2 separate regions of the Homo sapiens genome follow, and region 2 is linked to region 1. A link is an interaction called in ENCODE POLR2A ChIA-PET data of the cell type or tissue named here. Cell type or tissue: GM12878. All regions are shown on one strand. Each heading gives the region's core, and the rest is flanking DNA. Links, peaks and the distances in the headings are about the cores only.

Region 1 (6,089 bases), core at 543-5,542:
CTTATTAAGGGGATCTGGGGAAAAAAAGATGAATTAATGCAAACGATGAATTAATGCAATTAAATGAGGTCACATGAAAGTAAAAAGGAGAAAGAAAGGGCTTGAAAAAGCATGGGAACTCCTTTTTTTTTTTTTTTTTTTTTTTTGTGAGATGGAGTCTCGCTCTGTCGTCCAGGCTAGAGTGCAGTGGTGCGATCTCAGCTCACTGCAAGCTCTGCCTCCCGGGTTCACGCCATTCTCCTGCCTCAGCCTCCCGAGTAGCTGGGACTACATGCGCCCGCCACCACGCCCAGCTAATTTTTGATATTTTTAGTAGAGACGAGGTTTCACCATGTTAGCCAGGATGGTCTTGATCTCCTGACCTTGTGATCCGCCCGCCTCGGCCTCCCAAAGTGCTGGGATTACAGGCATGAGCCACCGCGCCCGGCCATCCTGTTCCTTCTCATCCCTGTGTCTCTGCTTATACAGTTTTCTCTTTTCAGAATGCACTCCTTATCCAGGGTAGTGACCTTCTAGCTCACCCCACCGGTCCAAACCCCACCTCTTACACAAAGTCTTCCTGATAAAACTAACCAACATTTATGTCTCCCTTTTTGGACTGTGTCAGGCAGCTTCTGTACCATGCCTATTTGCAGTGGATTACATTCATAAAATGGGCTGAACATTGTGATTATTTTTCCCAGGGTTGTCCCCCATGGATATGCATTTTTTGTTCTGCCCAAGGGCACCTGGCCAAAGAGTTGAGTGGGAGCGGAGACCCAGCCCATGCTCCTTTCTCCATGCCAGTAGCATCCCTAGTGCCTTTCTGAATTCTCAGGAAACATCAGTGGATGAGTGCTGGCCCTGGCTGTCCCTGAGTATTACCCTTGTGTTCACCATGTCTCCCCAATGGGTTTGTATACCCCTTGAGAGCAGGGGCTCTGTCACAACTTCTGCATTCCCCATGTGGCCTAGCCTTAGGTAAATGTTCCTTCGCTTGACTTGAACACAGACAAGGAATAGAAGGAGGTCTTTTTTTCTGGAAGTGAAGCACAGAGAAGGTGGTCTATAAAGGAGAGAGAAGGAAAAAGGCCTGGGGAAAGAAAGTGGAAGCAAAGGGGTTTGAAAATGCAGAGACTGGGCTGGACACAGTGGCTCATGCCTGTAATCCCAGCACTTTGGGAGGCCGAGGCGGTGGGGATCACGAGGTCAGGAGTTCAGGACCAGCCTGGCCAAAATGGTGAAACCCCATTTCTACTAAAAATACAAAAATTAGCCGGGCCTGCTGGCAGATGCCTGTAATCCCAGCTACTTGGGAGGCTGAGGCAGAGAATTGCTTGAATCTGGGAGGCGGAGGTTGCAGTGAGCTGGAATCATGCCACCGCACTCCAGCCTGGGCAACAGAGTGAGACTCCGTCGCAGAAAAAAAAAAAAAAGAAAGAAAATGCTGAGACCATGTATTAGTCCTGCTTTTTTTCTTGAGCTCCAAGAGCAGATTGATTTTCTTTGGCATGTCTGGCTCCTAATCTTTCATTCTATCCAAGGGCTATTGGGCACCAGAAAGAAGTTCTCAATGGTAAGGTGCTGGGCGTATGGGGGCAATGTCAGCATGTCTGGGTCCTGCTGGTTGCCGGAGCTGGGCTGGGGGTCTGAGTGTTTAGGACAAGGCCCAGCATGGGTTTGGAATCACAGAAGATCAGCAATAGTGATTGATCTTCAGGAGATGACCTGACGTATCTCACTGGATCCCATGGGAAAAAATCCCAAGAAAACCCTTCTTCTCCCAAACAACATTTCTCTTCCCTTTTCAAAATGAAGTTACCTTCAAGCACAGTCGTGTCTTTTGCAAATCATGTTTTCTGGTGGGGCTTACCTCAGAGTCCTATGTCAGAGCCGGGCGGGCCTAGCTGACCACCTTCGCATTGAATTTCTCTTTTTTCAGAGTCAATGTCAATTATGCATATGACTTAAGAAGAAATCACTGGACCGTTTCATTGTTTCCTCTCTGAAACTTCCCTTACCTCAAACCCCAAACCAAAAATACCAAAACCTCACCGCTCTTGAGCAAGCCACCAGAGGAGTGAGAACATGTCTGAGGAGTGGCTGTGAGCGGCCAAAGACCAGTTGCAGACAGAAGAAAATAAGAAATACATCAAAACGATGGAAATCTGACCGGGCACGGTGGCTCATGCCTGTAATCCCAGCACTTTGGGAGGCCGAGATGAGAGGATCGCTTGAGTCCAGGAGCTCGAGACCAGCCTGGCCAACATAGGGAGCTTGTGCCTCTATAAAAAATAAACAAAATTAGCCAGGTGTCGTGGCGCATGACTGTAGTCCTAGCTACCTGGGAGGCTGAGGTGGAATGATCACTTGACCCCAGGAGGTTGTGGCTGCAGCAAAAAAAACATCTCTTAAATTTTCATACTTTCTGGAGGCAGGGTCTTGCTCTGTTGCCCATGCCACTGCCACTGCCACTGCCACTCCAGCCTGGGCAACAGAGCGAGAACCTGTCTCAAAAAAAAAAAAAAAAAAAAAAGCAAGCATGACAATTTAAGAGTTGCTTTTTGTTTTGTCAGTAAGAAAACTGGATTCATTTACTATAGGCAAAACTTATTAGGTGGGATGGGTTTTGGATGATCAGAGGAAGTTGAAAATGTTGCCAATAGAACAGTTCTAAGGGATGATTAAGTCTCCCTCTTTGACATGAGCACAGACCTCATTAGCTAATGTCTTTCACATCTGGGTAGAAGTAGCACAAGTAAAATCATGGTGTGGCCAGGTGTGGTGGCTCATGCCTGAAATCCCAGCACTTTGGGAGGCCGAGGTGGGTGGTTCATGAGGTCAGGAGATCGAGACCATCCTGGCTAACAAGGTGAAACCCCCGTCTCTACTAAAAATACAGAAACTAGCTGTGCGTGGTGGAGGGCACCTGTAGTCCCAGCTACTCGGGAGGCTGAGGCAGGAGAATGTGTGAACCCGGGAGGCGGAGCTTGCAGTGAGCCAAGATTGCGCCACTGCACTCCAGCCTGGGCAACAGAGAGAGACTCCGTCTCAAAAAAAAAAAAAAATCATGGTGTGATGCAGCATAAACAGATGGGATTTTTACTGAACAGTGAAACAAAAAAGCACATCATGAAAACTCTGTCTCCTGAAATAGATGCTTTTTGTTTAAATACACCCTGATACCCATAAACAACAAAAATGAAGCTCCCTTGAAGTAGATGCTGCAAAACTGTTTCATGTCTACTCAAACCAAAACTTCTGGTTTGTGGTATGGAATGGCAAAAAGGTTCTTTAAACGTAGTAGCTTTCTTCTTTGTAAACCTGGACTAAGTAGACCTCTGGGACCTGGGACAAGTCACTCGATGTACCTAAACTTCAGTTAACTCATCTGCAACATGGGGTTTAACGATGCCATATGGGTTACCATGATCATCAAATGACATAGTCCACGTAAAATAGATGTTTAGTGCAATGCCTGGAGCCTAGGTCTCAATAAATGTTTGCTATCCTTATGGTTTAGCCCAGTGGCTAACCATCTAGATTCCAGTGCCAGCATGTCTGTCTTTGGATCCTGCCTTTACTATTAATACTTACTGGCTGTGCAATTTTCAGCCAGTTACTTCTCTGTTCATCCATTTTCTCAACTTTTAAATGAGGAGAAGACTACCAAATACTTGTATGGTTATTGTGAGGATTAAAGGAAATAAGCCTTTAGAGCACTGCTAGGCACACAGTGAGCACATACTAAGTGTTAATTATTTTTATTATTCTGCAAACAGAACTTTGCTGTTGATAAGATGCTTCTCCTGCCTGCTCTGCATTCTCTACCCCAAATCTTGGAATTCTTAGACTGTATAGCTCATCCTTTCTTTTTACATTTGAGCTACTAGAAATGCCTCAATTCACAAACTCTGTGGGATACCATTCCCTCTGTCCTGGGACCACATTCAGTAGTGTGAAAGTGGAGGAACCAGGGACACTTACGTATGCAAGAGCCCTGATGTTAGCTCCTGTTGGTCTTCCTCCACCTCGCCCCTTCCCCAGCTTAGCCCTGGGGGCTCAAATATCATCCTAAGGATCTTGGGGGCTGTAGAATTGAATGAGAACCCTGACGAATACAACATCCTTTTTAAAATCTCCACTCAGAAGAGGAATTTTACAGTAGACATTTAAGTCTTTGTGTAAATTTTAAATCAATGTGTCACAGCTGGGCGCGGTGGTTCACGCCTGTAGTCCCAGCACTTGCTGGGAGGCCGAGGCAGGCGGATCATTTGAGGTCAGGAGTTTGAGACCAGCTTGGCCAACATGGTGAAACCCCGTCTCTACTAAAATTGCAAAAAATTAGCCAGGCATGATGGTACATGCCTGTAATCCTAGCTACTCGGGAGGCTGAGGCAGGAGAATAGCTTGACCCTGGGAGGCGGGGGTTGCAGTGAGCCGAGATCGTGTCACTGTACTCCAGCCTGGGTGATAGAGCAAGACTCCATCTCAAAAAAAAAAAAATAAAAATAAATAAATCAATATGTCACAATTCCAGAGAAATAGTCTCATTTTAAGATCCTTTGCTGATTCTAAAATAAAAGTCTTTATTTCATTGAAGAGATTTAAGGCATTAGGCAGTAGGTGGGGGGAGGATTTTGGAAATTCTCCTCCTAAAATAACATAATTCTCACTCTAAGTCTGGTCTTGCTAATAATAGCAACCACAATATAATGATTTTTAATAACAGTGACTACAATGACCATTGAAGTGACATGTGATAGGTACAAGTGGGCTATGCCCTTTATATAAATCTTTTTTTTTTTTTTTTTTTGGAGACGGAGTTTTGCTCTTGTTGCCCATGCTGGAGTGCAATGGCACAATCTCGACTCATTGCAACCTCCACCTTCCAGGTTCAAGCGATTCTCCTGCCTCAGCTTCCTGAGTAGCTGGGATTGCAGGCATGCACCACCACGCTCGGCTGATTTTGTATTTTTAGTAGAGACAGGGTTTCTCCATGTTGGTCAGGCTGGTCTTGAACTCCCGACCTCAAGTGATCCGCCCGCCTCAGCCTCCCAAAGTGTTGGGATTATAGGCGAGAGCCACCAGGCCTGGCCTATGTAAATTGTTTTATTCAATCCTCACTGCAACCCTTGTAGGATGGTATTATTATATTATCCATTTATAAATAAAGACATTGAGGCTCAGAGAGGTTAAATGATTGCTTAGGAGCATACAGATAGTAGTCGTTAAAGAGTTGGGATTTGAACCTAGGGCTGTGTGTCTTCAGAGACTGGGTGTGGACTCATCCTCCATGCCATACTGGAGAAAACTAAGCTTTGGGGGAACCTTTGTGAGACAGACCAGAGGTCCTCTTTACCTTTCTTTCTGTAGGTTTTCCTGCCCTTCTTGCACAGATGGCCGTAAACACATGATTAGCTGGCAGAGGCTGCCTTGACTGAGTCTCCATTTCACAGAAGCGGCAATAGAGTGATTCTGTTTCTGGCGTCTCAGTGCAGGCACTGCTGAGTCGTGTGCTTGCCAGAGCCTTAGCTTAGCTGGATTCTGATCTGTTAACTCTGTACCTTGTTGCAGTGGTGTGATGGTCTCAGGCTCCTTTTCTACCTACATGTGAGATTTTATACTAAGTGAACTTCTTTTTTTTTTTTTTTAAGATGGAGTTTTGCTGTTTTTGCCCAGGTGGAGTGCGATGGCGCAATCTCTGCTCACTGCAACCTCCACCTCCTGGGTTCAAGCAATTCTCCTGCCTCAGCCTCCTGAGTAGCTGGGATTACAGGCATGCGCCACCACGCCCAGCTAATTTTGTATTTTTAGTAGAGACAGGGTTTCACCATGTTGGCCAGGCTGGTCTTGAACTCTTGACCTCAGGTCATCCACCCATCTTGGCCTCCCAAAGTTTTGGGATTATAGGCGTGAGCCACCGCACCTGGCCGTAAGTGAACTTCTGAGGAAAATTATACCAAAACTTGTTTTTTGCGCATGCTCAACTAGACAACCTGAAAATGGAGTTAAAACATTTCACAGTCCCAGAGATTTCATAGGTTATCAGTTCTTCCTGTTTCAGGTCAAACCCCCAAATACTCAAAATACCTCCAAAATAATTATTC
Region 2 (6,089 bases), core at 394-5,393, 73 kb before region 1:
CAGTGAGCCGAGATCACGCCACTGTACTCCAGCCTGGGCAACAGAGCGAGACTCTGTCTCAAAAGTAAAAAATAAAAAAGACAAGCTAAGTTACAGACTAAGAGAAAATATTTGCAAATATATCCAATAAAGAACTTGTATCGAGTAAATAATTGTTAAACTAAATTTAAAAAATATATACAATCTTATTTTTTAAATGGGCAAAGACTTGCTGTCACTTCCCAAATGACTAAGAACATTACATTGCTCAACATCAATAATAATCAGCGAAAGGTGAATTAAAGCTACGGTTATATCATTACATACCCATTAAAATGGCTAGAATGAGAAAGACTGACAATACCAAGTCTTAGGATATACACCAAGTGTCATATTATGCTGTTGGATATAAAATGATACAACTTTGGAAAAATTTGCCCACTTTAAAAATTAAAGTTAAAAATACACCTACCCTATAACCCAACACGTCCTCATAGGTATTCATCCTCAAGAAATGAAAACCTGTCCACAATTGGAAACAGCCTAAATTTCTATCAAAGGTGCCTGGAAAAACGAAATGTGGCATATATGCATAATGGAATACTTTAGCAATAAAAAGGAACTAATCCAAGCAACAAGATCGAAGAATCTAAAAATTATTATTCTGCATGAAAACAAGCCAGACTTGGGTGGGTTAGGAGGGGAAGGGAACAAGACACTGTATGATTCCATTTATATAAAATTCTAGAAAATGCAAACCAATCCATAGTGACAGATTGCCGTAAGACAGGGGTAGAGGGGGACAAATTACAAAGAGGTATGAGGAAACTTTGGGAGATGATGGAAATGTTCAGTTTTGATTACAGTGATGATTTCATGGGTGTATTAAAACTTACCAAATTGTACACTTTAATATGTGCAGTTTATTATATAGAAATTATACCTCAGTAAGGCAATAAAAAATTTTTTAAAGAAACAAGCAACCTAAAAGACTTCATAGCAGAATTAGAATTAGAATTCACTTCTGATATATGCAATTTTCTGATTATGTATTGTTCTTCAATACAAAGTTTTTAAAAGGAGGAACATCTATCTAAATGGCCTAGCAATCCCACTCCTTTATCCAAGATAAATGAAACATCTGTCCATAAAAAGACTTGTGCAAAAATGTTCATAACCATTTTCTTCAGAATAGTCCCAAACTAGAAGCAGCCCAGTTGCCCACCAACAGGAAAATGGATAAGAAATCTGGTATATTAACATCTTCTTTTTTGTTTTTTTGAGACGGAGTCTCGCTCTGTCGCCCAGGCTGGAGTGCAATGGCACAATCTTGGCTCACTGCAGCCTCCGCCTCCTGGGTTCAAGCGATTCTCCTGTGTCAGTTTCCAGAGTAGCTGGGATTACAGGCGCCCACCACCATGCCAATTTTTGTATTTTTAGTAGAGATGGGGTTTCACCATGTTGGTCAGGCTGGTCTTGAACTGCTGACCTCAGGCAATCCACCACCCCCTTGGCCTCCCAAAGTGCTGGGATTACAGGTGTGAGCCACCATGCCTGGCCATATTAACATATTCATACAATTGAATATTACCACTAAAAAGGAACTACTGATATAAGCAACAACATGGATGAATCTAAAAACATGCTGACAGCCTGGCCAACATGGTAAAACCCCATCTCTACTACAAATACAAAAAAATAAAAATAAGCCAGGCACGGTGATGCACACCTGTAATCCCAGTTACTTGGGAGGCTGAGGTGGAAGAATTGCTTGAACCTGAGAGGCGGAGTTTGCAGTGAGCTGAGATTGGGCCACTGCACTCCAGCCTGGGCAACAGAGTGAGACTCTGTCTCAGAAAAACAAAACAAAAAATGCACATGCTGAATGCAAGAAGCTGGAGACAAAAGCATGGTTATGATTTAATTAATACAAAGTTATAAAACAGGCAAAACTTACCTGTGCTGAAGCAACTATGACTGCAGTTGCTTTGGGGATAGGCAAAGAAAACAGAGAGAAGGAAAAGATAAAGAGCAGGGTAATGGAAAATGTTGTATACCTTGCTGGAGGTGTTCCGAAAAAAAATACTATGGACATGAAAAAACTGTAAGTCTATAAAATGCTACTCAATTACTAAGTTAAATACTTAATTTTTTATTTTTAATTAAGGGTACTTTTAAATTCACCTTGAATAATTCCTAAAAGGATAATGCAAAATTCAAATTTAGGCTTCTGAAATAAGCCTATAATTTCGACTGTATTGAAGAATAAATTTTATTAAAGTCTCAATTTGCTAACGTTTTTTAAAAAAATGTTTTATTACTGTATGTGTTGAAAAATTATAGGTATATACATTTATGGGGTACAAAGTGATATTATGATTTCTGATATAATGTGGAATGATTTCACTTTGCTGAAATTATCTACTTTCTTCCACAAACATTACTTTCCAATTAGTATTAGAACCAGAATGTCTTGTCCCAAGTGCTTTAAGATGACTTCATATAAGAATACTATACACTGGCCAGGCGAGATGGCTCAGGCCTGTAATCCCAGCACTTTGCGAGGCCAAGGCAGGCAGATCACCTGAGGTCAGGAGTTCAAGGCCAGCCTGGCCAACATGGTAAAACCCCATCTCTACCAAAAATACAAAAATTAGCCGGGTGTGGTGATGGGCACCTGTAATCCCAGCTACTTGGGAGGCTGAGGCAGGAGAATCACTTGAACCCAGAAGGCAGAGGTTGCAGTGAGCCTACTGCAGTGAGATAGGAGCGAAACTCTGTCTCAAAAAAAAAAAAAAAAAAAAAATACAATACACTATGAAGTGGAACTTAATATGAAAGGCTCATTATTAACAATTTTTCTTTTTCTTTTTTTTTTTTGAGACAGAGTCTCGCTCTGTCACCCAGGCTGGAGTGCAATGGTGCGATCTCAGCTCCTGCAACCTCTCCCTCCCAGGTTCAAGCAATTCTCCTGCCTCAGCCTCCTGAGTAGCTGGGATTACAGGCACATGCCACCACACCCAGCTAATTTTTGTGTTTTTAGTAGAGACAGGGTTTTGCCACATTGGCCAGGCTGGTCTAGAACTCCTGACCTCAGGTGATCCGCCCACCTTGGCCTCCCAAAGTGCTGGGATTACAGGCGTGAGCCACCGTGCTTGGCCTAACAATACTTCAGTAAGACTGTATAGTAGTTTCCAAAATGGTTACCTCCATTTATACCCCAGGATGTATGAGTGATGATTCACTGGGGTATACGAACATCTTATTAGAAGTTCTATTTTTATTTAATCCTTATCTTAATACACACATGTATTTTATATATAATACATATTTATCCTTAACATACAGACACTGGCGTCTTCACCGTGGCCACCTGTCAGAGAATCACACACCATACAAAGTAACATAAGTATTCTGGTATTAAATAATTGTAGGTATTGTGAGGCTAGAGTGATAGTAATTACTATCTTTAATACATTGATTCTTTTTCAATAATAAAGGATCTACCCTTTTGTAAGCTTCTACGAGAGACTGGTATTCCAGAGAAGACATATTCTCAACAGTAAATGATTTCCTCAATAAAAACGTTTTATGTGCTGGCCGTGGTAGCTCATGCCTGTAACCCCAGCACTTTGGGAGGCTGAGGTGGGCGGATCACCTGAGGTCAGGAGTTCGAGACCAGCCTGACCAACACAGAGTAACCCCGTCTCTACTAAAAATACAAAAAATTAGCCGGGCGTGTTGGCGCATGCCTGTATTCCCAGCTGCTCGGGAGACTGAGGCAGGAGAATCGCTTGAACCCGGGAGGCGAAGGTTGTGGTGAGCCAAGATTGAGCCATTGCACTCCAGCCTGGGCAACAACAGTGAAACTCCATCTCAAAAAAAAAAAAAAAAAAAAAAAGTATAGAAAACTGTATTATATAATCCTTCATGAAGCAGCTGCTTTGACCTCAATGAAACAAAGGTGGAGGAGAGGGTAAGGTTTAAGTCCAAGGGCAAAGCAGAATAAAAGAGAAACTGAAGCAAGAACAGAGCCAAGTGTTAACGGATGTTGTTATTGATGTTGTTAAGGAGTGATCATGGTATTTTGTACCAAACAGGTTTGTCTCATGGCAAATCATTTAAAAAATTGTGCAATTTAAAGATGAAGTAAGCATTTATCTTTTATAAAAAGAGTAGAGTTCTAAATTTGCTGAATTTCTGTTGTAAGTGGCTGTGCTGTGGCAGTATGCTACCTAGACATAGTTTCTAAAAACAGAAACATGGTTAATGCATCTGTACCTTAAAGGTAAATGAGACATTTTAAAACTTAGTAAGAAAATAGCTGTATTCTAAAAAAAAAAAATGTGTCATCTTAAAATACTCATATCTACACACTCTAAGAACAGAGAAGCCATTTCTAACTTTTTAAATGCCTTCCAAACACAGTTTTGGTGGATTTTGAATCCATTTATTAAAACTTTATAAATACAAATCCTCACACTGATTTGCAAGAATAGCTGATTGACAAATAGGGAGAACAAACTTTGTACTAGCCCAATCTGCATAATTGATGGATACAAACTTAACAGTATCTCCTAATAGAAAGTACAGCCGAAGAGGCACTTCTTCTTTTTGGATATATGTTCCTACATGAGCTGCCTTGTCAGCTAAGAGAAGCATTAAAAACCAGTAACATAATAAACAGATTCAAGAGCCAGATTTGGAAATTTCTGTGTTAATGAGTACTATAACCAAGATTTTTCAAATATAACGTATCATATTCATTGTTGCTGCCTTAAACTGTATATGTTTATTCTAAAAACTTAGGGTAAAAAAATTTTGAACCATTACTGCTTATTAAGTACACTATTCACAGATAAGTAGGATCACTGATTTCCTTTACCAGTTTCCAATGTCATTTGTTACAATATGAAATAAACCAAATGAGCCAAGAAATAATTATCCTTTATAAAGTAAACATTATTGGAAAATTAGAACAAATTATATTTGGGAAACATGCAAAATTTGGGATATATAAAGAATATATTTTCAAGTCATATTACTGGTTGTTTTGCTATATATATATATATATATATATATATTTTTTTTTTTTTTTTTTTTTTTTTGAGACAGGGTCTCACTCTGTCATTGCAGCCTTGACCTCCCAGGCTCAGGTGATGCTCCCAATCTCAGCCTCCCGAGTTAACTGCAACTACAGGCACACATCACCATGCCTGCCTAATTTTTGTATATTTTGTAGAGACAGGGTTTTGCCATGTTCAGGCTGGTCCCAAACTGGGCTCAAGCGATCCACCTGCCTCAGCCTCCCAAAATACTAGGATTATAGGCATGAGCCACCGCACCTGGCCTGCTCTACTGATTTAACCTAATACTTTTCTTCACTTATCAAACTCAGTAAAATCCTTCTAAAAGTAATTTCCAAAAGCATCCAAGTTTTTTATTGGTTTTGTTTTGAGACAGAGTTTTGCTCTCGTTGCCTAGGCTGGAGTGCAATGGCGCCATCTCGGCTCACCGCAACCTCCACCTCCCAGATTCAAGCAATTCTCCTGCCTCAGCCTCCTGAGTAGCTGGGATTACAGGCATGCGCCACCACGCCCGACTAATTTTTTGTATTTTTAGTAGAGATGGGGTTTCTCTATGTTGGTCAGGCTGGTGTCAAACTCCCCACCTCAGGCAATCCACCCACCTTGGCTTCCCAAAGTGCTGGGATTACAGGCATGAGCCACTGCACCCGGCCAAAGTTTTAAATACCATTGCAAAATTGACTTAAGATTCTACAATAATACTGGGCCTACTGAATATGTTTACAGTCCAATTTTTGCTAGCTATCACCATTCTTCACCATGGGGCTTAAATTTTAATAGTCTAACATAATGGTAAATCCTTGGCTTCCTGATCTTGTTTTTCTTCTCATCTAAAGGGATGACTTGTTCCTCCTTTTGTAAACTTTATCTGTTCACCCATTTTCAACTCAAAGACCCTTCTGCTTCTTTGTGGTCCCTGCGTCTTCAGTGTCATCTTCTACTGATTCCTCGTATTTTATACCTAAACTGGCATCCTCTCTATTGTGGAGAACAGAATACCTATCTTAGATTTCTCTATTATGC

What was found. Peaks named below come from ENCODE experiments on the same cell type or tissue, not always from the same donor. Only the 100,000 strongest peaks of a DNase experiment are listed, where the experiment ranks them.
Region 2: POLR2A ChIA-PET joins it to region 1 with 7 read pairs; 11 of 35 experiments call an interaction of 5 or more read pairs at or near these places.

The regions. Positions count from the first base shown.
Region 1 is chr2:203,596,474-203,602,562 of GRCh38, forward strand. No RefSeq gene overlaps it. Among named protein-coding and RNA genes, the nearest start is that of RAPH1, 64 kb to the left of the region's middle. RefSeq lists an enhancer at 3,795-4,678. In GM12878, for the core only: no CTCF peak of the experiment used is centred there; DNase peaks (open chromatin) are centred at 1,998 and 3,208; H3K27me3 peaks cover 537 bases.
Region 2 is chr2:203,523,944-203,530,032 of GRCh38, forward strand. All of the region lies in intron 1 of RAPH1 (Ras association (RalGDS/AF-6) and pleckstrin homology domains 1), which reads right to left. Among named protein-coding and RNA genes, the nearest start is that of RAPH1, 8.3 kb to the right of the region's middle. In GM12878, for the core only: no CTCF peak of the experiment used is centred there; no DNase peak of the experiment used is centred there.